2 separate regions of the Homo sapiens genome follow, and region 2 is linked to region 1. The links are chromatin contacts, found by Hi-C in ENCODE. All regions are on one chromosome and are shown on one strand. Each heading gives the region's core, a stretch centred on a gene start or an enhancer-like site at or near the end of the contact. The rest is flanking DNA. Distances are from core to core; before and after follow the strand shown. Region 1 holds the start of AMACR (alpha-methylacyl-CoA racemase). Region 2 holds the start of C5orf22 (chromosome 5 open reading frame 22).

The links. Hi-C counts contacts between places; a loop is a spot of excess contacts on that map. Pooled maps may share reads with other maps.
Region 2: a loop to region 1 is called in a map of CD8-positive, alpha-beta T cell, with 9 times the contacts of the local background. The contact joins the promoter of C5orf22 here to the promoter of AMACR in region 1. A Hi-C loop is called at or near these places in 2 of 168 maps with a recorded cell type or tissue (CD8-positive, alpha-beta T cell and naive thymus-derived CD4-positive, alpha-beta T cell) and 12 of 50 pooled maps.

Annotation. Positions count from the first base shown.
Region 1 is chr5:34,006,025-34,011,965 of GRCh38, forward strand. It overlaps AMACR (alpha-methylacyl-CoA racemase), which reads right to left and starts at 2,026. Exons shown (of 5, transcript NM_014324.6): 1 at 1,749-2,026. The coding sequence starts at 1,995. All of the region lies in intron 6 of C1QTNF3-AMACR (C1QTNF3-AMACR readthrough (NMD candidate)), which reads right to left. RefSeq lists a silencer at 2,163-2,242.
Region 2 is chr5:31,529,554-31,535,255 of GRCh38, forward strand. C5orf22 (chromosome 5 open reading frame 22) reads left to right here and starts at 2,748. Exons shown (of 9, transcript NM_018356.3): 1 at 2,748-2,920; 2 at 4,719-4,864. The coding sequence starts at 2,840. DROSHA (drosha ribonuclease III) reads right to left here and starts at 2,540. Exons shown (of 36, transcript NM_001382508.1): 1 at 2,437-2,540; 2 at 1,897-1,972; 3 at 1,245-1,371. RefSeq lists enhancers at 2,620-2,789, 2,820-2,869, 2,920-2,969.

The sequences.
Region 1 (5,941 bases), core at 776-3,275:
GGCATGTTTACAGCAGTTAAGGACTCAAAGAGTGAAGCCACCATTTCTGGAATGTGTGGCTTCTTCCCAGGATGTAATTTCTCCCAGTACATCTCTGTTTCCCTCTAGGTTTATCCAAGCCTATTTATTCAATCCCCAGAGCAGGGTCTCATCCCTTTAGTAAATCCCTTTTCTCTTTTTCTATACCGCATCAGTGTTTACCACATCCCACCTTAGCTGCACTTGCTTGTACATGCATACACTTATCTTCCCTATCAGCTCATGAGCTCCTCCTGCAGAATTTACACCTGATGTTTCCACAGGCGCTAAAGTGCCTAGCATCAGTACCTTCACGAAAAAGTTTAGCACCCATCTGTAGAAAGAGTGGTTAGTGACAATAGCACCTGAGAGTTTTTAAGCTATCAACAAGTATAGTATTTATAGCACAAACCCCAGGTAACCAGCACCTGAAATTTCCTGGGATTAAAAGTAATCAAAATTACATAATAAACTCACTATCTTTACCTTCCTAAGGCTAAAATAAATCACAGAAAACCTCTAGTCATCTACCTAAACACCAGTCACAACTCCTCACCCGGAGGCTATATCCGTATTCCCAGCCGACCTTCCTCCTAATTACAAGACCTTGGACAAGCCTCCCTCATCTTAAATGGAGCATTCTTAAATTATTACATAATCTTAATTATTAAATCATTATTGTTACAAGCCTCAAATACAGCTGTGAGGGTTAAATGAGTTAACGCATTTAAATAAGCCGGCTGTGCCGTAGGCATTCATTCATTCACCATTTACCGATTTCCCACTATAGACCAGGCAATGCTTTGGATTTCTACTTGAACAAAGTTATTCTGGCAGCTGTCTGAGAATCCACTGGAGTGATACCAGCCCCAAACACCAGTTTTTAAAAGGCTGTCACACCAGTGTCAAGGCAGTTGCAGCAGGTATGGAGAGAAATAGTCCGAGTGGGCTAAGGAGCAAAATGACTGTATTGATGATCATTGAAATTGGATGTGAAAGGAAGACTGGAGTCCATGATGAAGTACAAGTTTGAGATTCAGGCATTCACTGAAATAAATAATACAGAAGGTGGAGATGCTGTTTTAGAAGGAAGAAGGAAAGGCTCATTTTGGGATTTGTGGAAGCTGCCTGGCGGGCAGCCTTGACGGCGATGCCCAGGACCTGTGTATGCCAGCGTCTGCCGCTCTGAAAGGGGGAAGTCTACAAAAAGGTGAAAATGATGGGAATGGGTAACTGGGCTTCAGGGAGCAGATGCTGAGACTTAGAACGCCAGCATTTCAGGCAGGGAGGAGCGTTAGCCTGGGCCCGTGGATGGCTTGAGGGTACAGCACTCCAAAACGGTAGCCGAATGACCGCCTATATGCAGTTTTCCAGGAAGGGAATCCTATGGCTTTCATTAGATTCTCACAGGGTTCAAGACCCTCAATTAATTAAGAAAGGCAAATACGGAACGTTTCTTAGAAAAAAAAGGAGGAATTTGGGAAGGAGTCAGAGAGGCAAAAGGAGAAACCGGGCAACAGCAGTATCTCAGAACCCAAGTTTTGGACAATCCAGTTTGGGAAGAATGATCACTAACAATACCCTAGGAGGCAAAAATCTGGAAGGCTGGGGCCGACAAGGGTTCTTGCGGCAACAGGGCAAAGGTGTGGCGGGTGCAGCCTCGATCGAACGGCCAGGCCCCTCCCCTCCGCGGGAACTTCCCGAGAGCAGCCCGCGGGGCCCGGGCTCACCGCGGCGGAAGGGCTCCAGCAGCACATCCGACCGCTTGCACAGACGCCGCAGCACGGCGGCTCCCCGCGGCTGCTTCAGGTCCAGCACTAGCGAGCGCTTGCCCCGGCCCAAGCGGCTCACGTCGTAGCGGGAGCCGGGCCGGTCCACGCGTACCACACGCGCCCCGAAGTCAGCCAGGACCATAGCACAGAACGGGCCCGGGGCCAGGCCGGACAGCTCCACGACCGAGATGCCCTGCAGTGCCATGGCGCTTCCCAGTGCCCCGCTGAAGGAAACTGAGCAGCCCTTAGCCCCAGCCCAGCAGCCTGCAAGAAGCCCTCCCAATCCCCGGCGCCACGCCCCCAGCCGCGGCGCCGCGCCCCAAAGGCACCACCCCCGTCCCTCTTTTGCGGGCCTGCGCAAGCCCGCGGAGTCTGCGCACTGGGCGCTTCCCCACCCCCGGCCTCCCGGGACCGCCAGTGCCAAATGCAGTAGGTTGCTTTCCTTTTTGTGCAACCTAAATTCCTGAGTCTTAAATTGCAGGGACTGACCTTTGGAGCTCCTGCCTGTTACCGTCCTCTCTGGACGCTTTTATTGTACCAGGGCGATCCCCAGCCCAACTGTACCATTCGAGTCCCTACTCCTGCCTTGCTCTAGGGAAATAAAATAACGTAAACACGTAAGAACAATGCGAAAGCGTTTTCTTCCCTAGGCTGCAGATTGTCTTCTTCACCGCCCCTGCTTAGCTAGCTAGCTAGCTGGGAATTTAATCCAGAAACGGCTTGCGATACCTCCTAGATGCACTCGTTTTGAGTTACAAACTCCGCGGATTACATGTCTTTTTAAAAAAGTTTAGACTACACTAGGAAAATTATTTTAGTATCAGAAGAATATCAGGGGTGTAGTACTCATCAGAGCTAAATGAGAGCGCTTTAAAAATGTTAGTTTGTCTTCCGCCATTTCTACAGAAAGCTGCAATTTCAGGTTTTCAACCTAATAGGTGATATTTAAGAAAAAAAAAAAGCAATCGCAAATAGCCCCACTGCTTTTACAAATCATTTTTTCTCTTCTAGGTATAGCCTGTCAGGTGGCCTAATGTAATTTTTGACATCTCTAGGAATTTTAATAGAACCAGAAATGGGTGCCAGAGATATGCCTGCACTAATCTTAAGTGGGGATTTATGTATTTCTCAAGCAAGTGATTAAAGCAAAACTAGGCACGATTGAAATCAAGATCTTTTAGGCAAGAAAGTCATGATGAGTTTTAGAATTATTTTAGGACTCTGTGGCTTTCTCTTCATAGAAATAGAAAAAAAAATTGTATAAAACCACAAAAGGTCCTGAATAGCCAAAGCAACACTGAACAAAAAGAACAAAGCAGGAAGCAACACACTACCAGAATTCAAATTATACTACCAAGGTGTAGTAACCAAAACAGCATTCTATTGGCATAAAATAGACACAAAGACCAATGGAACAGAATAAAGAACCCCAAAATAAATCCATATATTTACAGCCAGCTGATTATCAATAAAAACACCAAGAACATATATTAAGGACATTCTATTCAATAAGTAGTGCTGGAAAAACTGGAAATCCATATGCAGAAGAATGAAACTAGACCCCTATCCCTCACCATACACAAAAATCAACTCAGAATGGATTAAAAAACTTAAGACATACAACCCAAAACTATAAAACTACTATAAGAAAACAGATAAAACACTTCAGGACATTGACCTAGGCACAGATTTTATGACTAAGACTTCAAAAGCATAGGCAACAAAAACAAAAAATAGGCAAATGGGACTATATTAAACTAAAAATCTTCTGCACAACAGAAGAAACAACAGAATAAACAACTTATTGAATAGAAGAAAATATTTTGCAAATTATTCATCCAACAAGTGACTAATATGCAGACTATACAAGAAACTCAAACAACTCAACAGCAAAAAATGAAATAATCTCATTAAAAAGTGGGCACAGGATCTGAACAGACATTTCTCAAAAGGCATACAAATGGCCAACAGGTATATGAAAAAATGCTCAACATCACTAATCATCAGGGAAATGCAAATCAAAACCACAATGAGATATCATCTTACTTCAGTTAGACTGGCTATTATCAAAAAGACAAAAAATAACAAATGCTGGCAAAGACGCAGAGAAGAGGAACTTATATATACTGTTGGTAGGAATGTAAATTAGTTTAGCCATTATGGAAAACAGTATGGAGGTTTGTGAGAAAACTAAAAATAGAACTTCTATATGATCCAGCAGTCCCACTACTGGATATATGTCCAAAAGTATCGGGGGAACCCGCCCCCAATATTTCAACATAGGTTCTTTCTATTTTCCCTAAGTGTCGGCCAGTCTGAGAAATAAAGGGAAAGAGTACAAAGAGAAGAATTTTACAGCTGGGCCACCAGGGGTGACATCACATATTGGTAGGTCCGTGATGCCCACCTGAGCCGCAAAACCAGCAAGTTTTTATTAAGGATTTCAAAAGGGGAGGAGGTTTAAGAACAGGGAGTAGGTCACAAAGATCACATGCTTCAAAGGGCAAACAAGAAGAACAAAGATCACATGCTTCTGAGGCCAATAAAGATCACAAGGCAAAAGGCAAAATCAAAAACTCCTGATAAGGGTCTATGTTCAGCTGTGCACATATTGTCTTGATAAAAATCTTAAGAGAAATCAGTATGTCAAAGGAACACCTGTACCCACATGTTTATTGCAGCACTATTCACAATAGCCAAAATATGGAATCAACTTGAGTGTCCATTACTGGATGAATGGACAAAGAGAATGTGTACATATACACAATGAAATATTGTTTGGTCATAAAAAAAGGATGAAATCCTGTCATCTGCAGCAACATGGATGGAACTCGAGGTCATTATGTCAAGTGAAATAAACTAGACACAGAAAGAAAAGTATCACACGTTCTCACTCAGATGTGGGAGTTAAAAATTTAATCTCATAAAGAGTAGAATGATGGGGGGGCAGAGATGAAAAGAGATTGGATAATGGGTATGAACATGTAGTTAGAAGGAATAAATAATAGCTAAATAATAGTATTTGATGGCACAGTTGGGTGACTATAGTTAACAACAGTATATGGTATATTTCAAAATAGTGGCCAGATGCAGTGGCTCACACCTGTGATCCCAGCATTTTGGGGGGTTGATGCAGCAGGATCACTTGAGGCCAGAAGTTCGAAACCAGCCTGGGCAACACAGTGAGACCCCATCTCTACAAAAAACTTGAAAAATTGGTGAAACCCCGTCTTTACTGAAAATATGAAAATTAGCTGGGCATGGTGGTGCGCGTCTGTAATCCCAGCTACCAGGGAGGCTGAGACAGGAGAATCACTTGAACCAGGGAGGCGGAGCTTGCAGTGAGCTGAGATCGTGCCACTGCACTCCAGCCTGGGCGACAGAGCAAGACTCTGTCTTGAAAAAAAAAAAATCTTGAAAAGTTATCTGGATGTGGGGTACACCTATAAACCTACTAACTCATGAGGCTGAGGTCTGAGGATCACTTGGGCCCATGAGTTTGAGGCTTCAGTGAGCTATAATCACACCACTGCATTCCAGCTAGGGAGACAGAGTGAGATCCTATTCCAAAAAGAAAACAAAACAAAACAAAAAAACAAAAACAAACAAAAAGCTAGAAGAGAAGATTTGAAATGTTTCCAACACAAAACAATGATAAATGTTCTGGGTGATGAATATCCTAAAAACCCTGATTTGATCATTACACATTGTATGCATGTATCAAAATATCACATGTACTCCATAAATATGTACGAATATTATGTATTAATAATAAATCAATAAAAATTTATATGTTGAATCCCTAGCCGTCAATACCTCAGAATGTGACTGTATTTAGAGATAGAGCCAAAATGAAGTCATATGGGTGGGCCCTCATCCAATATGACTAATATTCAATCCTAGTATCTGTAGAAGAGGAGATTAGGACCAAAAAAACACAGACCTAAGGGAACCATGTGAGGACACAGTGAGATCAAGTGAGGACACTTGCTGTCTTCAAGCCAAGGAGAGAGGCTTCAGAAGAAATCAAACCTGCCAACATCTTGATCTTTTATCCTCCAGAACTGTGATAAATTAAACTTCTATTGTTTAAGCCAACCAGTCTGCGGTATTTCATTGCGGCAGCCTTAGTAAACGAATAACCCCTCTGC
Region 2 (5,702 bases), core at 1,498-3,997, 2.5 Mb before region 1:
TGAAATCCTGTCTCTACTAAAAATACAAAAACTTAGCCGGGCGTGGTGGTGGGCGCCTGTAGTCCCAGCTACTCGGGAGGCTGAGGCAGGAGAATGACATGAACCTGGGAGGCAGAGCTTGCAGTGAGCCGAGATGGCGCCACTGCATTCCAGCCTGGGCGACAGTCTCAAAAAAACAAACAAAAAAAAAAAAACAAAAAAAAAAACAAACCATGTAGGCATAGACCAAACACAAAAATCACAGTGAGACCAGCATTCAAATTCAAACATAACCAGAATCTTGTTAACACACCAGTTAATGATTCTTAATTTTCATTCTCAGTTCCTCCCACATAAAAACACTGTAAACATGAATGATTTTCCAAATACTTGAACTTCAGCAAAACATTTTTTAAAAACTCACATAAATATTGAGTACAAAAAGCTGTAACATAGAAACATTTTCTGAAAGTCTTTCTAAAAGTCTCATCAATAGAACTTTACTATGTAGACTTTCAAATGGCTCATGAAAATAATTTCAGATTATGCTAGCAGTCAGTGTGCTTAATAAATAATAGGCACCAAATAATATCTGATTTTTTTTTTAAGACACAAAGTCTACTCTGTCCCTAAGCTGGAGTGCAGTGGTGCAATCATAGCTCACTGCTGTCTCTTACTCCTGGGCTCAAGCAATCCTCTCACCTCAGCCTCCAAAATAGCTGGAACTACAGGCGTGAGTCACTGCGCCTGACTCCTTATTACTATTATCCAGTCCAGTACCCTCATGATAAACCTGGGGCCCGGACAGGTGCTCCTGCCACCATAGGCTACTCACTGCCAACAGAATCAAGTTCAACCTCTGTGCTTGGCATTTAAGGCTCTATTGACTCTGGACCCAGGCTTGTTCTCCAGTACCTTCCCCAGAAAGACCCTACTACCCCATGTTTTCCCAACAGATTACCATTCGAGTACAAAGAACCAGCTAGTTCTTTGCTCCCGTTCTCCTCTCTAAAATCTCCCACCCTAGGCAGAGGTTGCAGTGAGTTCAGATCGCGCCATTGCACTCCAGCCTGGGCAACAAGAGCGAAACTCTAGCTCAAAAAAAAAAAAAAAAAAAAATCTCCCAACGTATGAATCTGCCCAGTGATTTTCTATCCATCTATCAATCTTAAATGCCACCTCCTCTATGAAGCCCTTCCTGATTCCCTTAGGTAATCCCATTCCCTCTAGACTTAGTCTATACTTAATCCTTTTACAGCACTTACCAGAGACTGCCTCATATCATAGTGAAGTATGCACACGTCTAACTCTTCCACTAGATTATCAGCTCCTTGATGATATGGGTTGATTCACAGTCATTTCTGTATCCTTCACATCCCCGGGAAAAGCAACCTACACACAGTAGGTGGTCAATAAATGTTTACTCTCTCACCAATAGTATGTTTCCATGTTGCTACTGTACATTTCCCTTCCATGTACCTCCGCAACAGAAAGCAGGCCTTTTCACTGAGTCATGCAATATTTAATGAGCCCATAAATGGGAAGCACTGTCCCAGGCCCTGTAGACTCAGAGATAATAAGACACACAGCCTGTAGGATTCAAGGAACTCAGAACCCACGTACAAGTAAGTGTTTTAAAAATACAAAATAATGCAATAAACACACAAAAAAGAGGTATGTGCAGGGCTTAGGGGAACACAAAGGTGTGTGCCGCACCTAGAGGTGGGCAAAAGTCAGGGTCACGAACACTCTTGTACAGTGTGTAACAAGAGCTGAACATTCACTGCCAGATCCTCATGGATGTTTCAGTAGTTAGAAAATCTAAAAATACTAATCATGAAATTGACCTATTGAAGGCATAGTCCGGCTGTGTTGTGGATGCAGACTTTAATTCAAAAGTCAAGGAATTCACTGCACCTGGAAAAGTAACTCTCTTTTCTCCGTCTGTCTCTTCTCGGTTGCGGTTTGGAAACAGAGACACTGAAGGAGCTGTCTTGAATAGTTAACACGGCCAGAACGTCAGTGCATGTAAAAAGAATTTTAAAGTGTGACTACATTTTTATTGAGAACTCCCTCTTTCCCCAGGTGGATCTGCAGGGCAGTCACCTTCATCCTGATCCATAACTGCACATTTACTGTTTGCATCTCCCGCCAGACGGTACGCCCCACGAGGCAGGCGCTGAGCTCAGGATCTCACTCCCCTCCGAGAGCCGGGCGGCCCCAGGCCTGGACCATAGTGTGTGCTCCACAAATGAATGAAAGGTCTCCTTTTTCACTTCCACTTATTTGCGGGATCCAGGCCTAGCGTCGCTCTTTTGCCCTTAGCTGCAGATCTGAAGTGGGGCTGCCCGACCCCAATTCCCGGACGCTTTTCACCCCAGCCCCGGAGACTCCAGCCCCGTTTAAATCCTGACACTCGGAAACTCTCTTCTAACACTTGCAAGGTACCCCTTTTACCTATAAAAGGCTCTCGGGCCGCGAGATCGCCGTCAGAGCAAAGCCAGGCTACTACCGCAGGTACCAAGACAGTGGCACCGCCCGCGCCTCCGGAACAGGAAACCGAGGGAATTAAAAAGCAAACCTGAGAAAGCTGGGCCAAGGGAGGGAAAACTCTTCAGCCCACCGCAGGGCCTTGTGCGCGGTGATTGGCGCGTCAACGAAAGCGATGGACGTCTAGACCAATCGTCAGCAAAAGACCCTTTGGAGCCCGCGCCCCCTCCCCCTACGTCCTCCAATCCGAAAACGCAACCGGGTGAGGGAGCGCTTCCGCCCGGAGAGAGCTGGCCGGGATGAGGCGCCGGCTTTCCCGGGTCTTCTCCAGCTGCCACCGCTTTACTGCAAAACTGACGGGCGCAAAAACATGAGTGACTCCGCGGGAGGGCGCGCTGGTCTCCGGCGTTACCCCAAGCTCCCAGTGTGGGTGGTGGAGGATCATCAGGAGGTGAGCGGACGGCAACAGGGCTCTGGGGCAGAATCAGCGGAAGCCCTGACGCTCAGAGGGCCAAGCAGAGGGCGCAACCTTAGCATCGGAGGCCAGAGAGTTAACCAGAGTTAAACTGCCCTATTCCGTTGCTGTGGAGAGGACCCCAAAACAGCTAACTAGGAAGAATGAGAACTGACATTTATGGGCGCTTCCTACGAGTCGGGGCAACTTATTTACCTCGGTTTGCCCCCAAATCCCAGAACCAAACAAAAGGTGGCATCGGGATTCGAAACCGGACAGTCTGGCTGCAGAGCCCTGTGTTCTTAACCTGCAGTTAACTCTGGCTTCCAAGTATCTCCTGGAATCGCCACCACAGCCCTGCTGTTTAGATGGGAGGCTTTATGCTTGGAACGTGGGCTCTGATCTGAAATGGGGACAGTAATCGTAGGACTCACAGGGCTCTTAGGAGTATTATTGTGTGCATACTGTGTTTAAAAATCTTTTTTTTTTCTTTTTTGAGACGGAGTCTCTCTCTGTTACCCAGACTGGAGTGCAGTGGCGCGATCTCGGCTCACTGCAACCTCCGCCTCCTGGGTTCGAGCGATTCTTCTGTCTCAGCCTCCTGAGTAGCTGGGATCACAGGCACGCATCACCGTACCCAGCTAATTTTTGTATTTTTAGTAGAGACGGGGCTTCGCCACGTTAGCCAGGATGGTCTGAAAGTCTGACCTCACGTGATCGGCCCCCGCCGGCCTCCCAAAGTGCTGGGATTGCAGGCGTGAGCTACTGCGCACGGCCCATATTGCGTAAAAAAAAAAAAAAATTTAACACGGTGCCCTGCATAGATAAACACTAAAAGGGGTTTCCATGTTTATGGCCGTGCTGATTTACAGTAGCCAAATTGGTGTCTTAATCTAGACTTTTCCAAGTCAACAAAGGAGGCCCATGGATCTAATAAATATGTTTTAAAGTAGCATCAGTAGGCTTGGGATGGGAGGCAGTTCTCTGGACGTTAAAAAAGAAGAGGGATTTACTGTTGGTGACAGCTAATAGGAGAGGAAGATAGGTTTCTCAGGACCTGGATATAGTGTCTATGACCTTGAGAGAATGAGAAAGCCTAGGTTAGACGGTGCTTTCAAATTAGGTATTAAACCTAGAATTAGAGAAGATGTAAGAGGAGAAATGGCCTTTATAGACCACCTAGCCCAACCCCACCATTCTAAGTGTACCAAAAAGACCCTAACCAGCCTGGACAGCAGAGCGAAATCCCATCTCTACAAAAATAGAAGTGAAAAAATTAGCTGGGCGTAGTGGTGCGTGCCTGTAATCCCAGCTACTCAGGAGACTGAGGTGGGAGGATCGTGTGAACCCAGGAGTCCAAGGCTGCAGTGAGCCATGATCACACCACTGCTTTCCAGGCTGGGCAACTGACAAGCCCCTATCCCTTTTTAAAGGAAAAAAAAGAATACTTTGAGACCTAGGGTACCTTGAACACCTAGTTAATGTTAGAACAGGCATTAAGCGGTAGTTTGTTCCTGAGCCCCAGTCCTGGTCTGTTTCCCCACATGACCTGTTGAGTTCAAGGGGGCAGCAGGAAGGCCGCTGGAGATGCAGGTTGGAAGTTCTGAGGACAAAGTAATGCTTGAGATTATCATCTGCACCATCTACAGTAAACAAATTTTATGTTTTTCCACTTTACAGCAACATAGTATGCTTTCAATTATGTGCATTATTTAGCATTGTTTTTCAGTCTGCAGTTGAGTGTGTGCTCATGGTTTCAGTGTTAATTCTTATTGTGTGCCTGTGTCTTTTACAGGTTCTACCCTTTATATACCGGGCCATAGGCTCAAAGCATCTTCCTGCCAGTAATGTAAGTTTTTTACATTTCGACTCACATCCAGACCTCCTTATTCCTGTGAATATGCCAGCAGACACCGTGTTTGATAAGGAAACACTCTTTGGGTAATATGTGATTTTATTTATGGTCTTTTGTGTTTGAAGTACAATTTGCAGTAGATAATAAGCAATTATAGGAAATAGACTTTGCTAAACTCATGGGTTTGGGGGTTTTTTGTTTGTCTTTTTGTCTTTTTCATTTTATTTAGAACAAGTGTTGACAACTTTCTTAAAGAGCCAGATTAGCAAATATTTTAGGTTTGCTGGCTATATGGTCTCTGTTGCAACTATTAATCTTTGCCTTTGTAGTGTGAAAGCAATCACAAGCACTGTGTAAACAAATGACAGTAGCTGTGTTCCAATAAAGCTTTATTTACAAGCTGGGCATGGTGGATGAGCCTGTAGTCCCAGCTACTCAGGAAGCTAAGGTGGGAAGATCACTTGAGGCCAGCAGTTCCAGGCTGTGATCAAAGCCTGTGGATAGCTGCTGCACTCCAGACTGGGCAACATAACCAGACCCCATCTCTTAAAAGAAACAAACCAAAAAAACTTTGTTTACAAAAACAGCCTAGCCAATGTTTAATCCTTTTAATATTTGCCTTTATAGAGACCATTGGATTCTCACGTCTATTTCTGCATTTAGTCCATTGCCATATGCTGTTTTGGTTGAAATATATGATGAAGATTCAGGCTTTCACAGGCATGTAATTGGAAAAGGAAAGAATATTTTGATAGCCTTTTTAGATAATTGTGAATATTCTTTGATAGTGCGCCAAAACTTGAAAAGTAGTAGTTTATTAAAGCTTATTTGAAATGTAGAATTCAGCAATTCAGTATCAAGTGTGAATAACCATAGTTTCTTGACCACTCCTTTCAAGATAAATGGTGTTCACCTCAAAGTTCA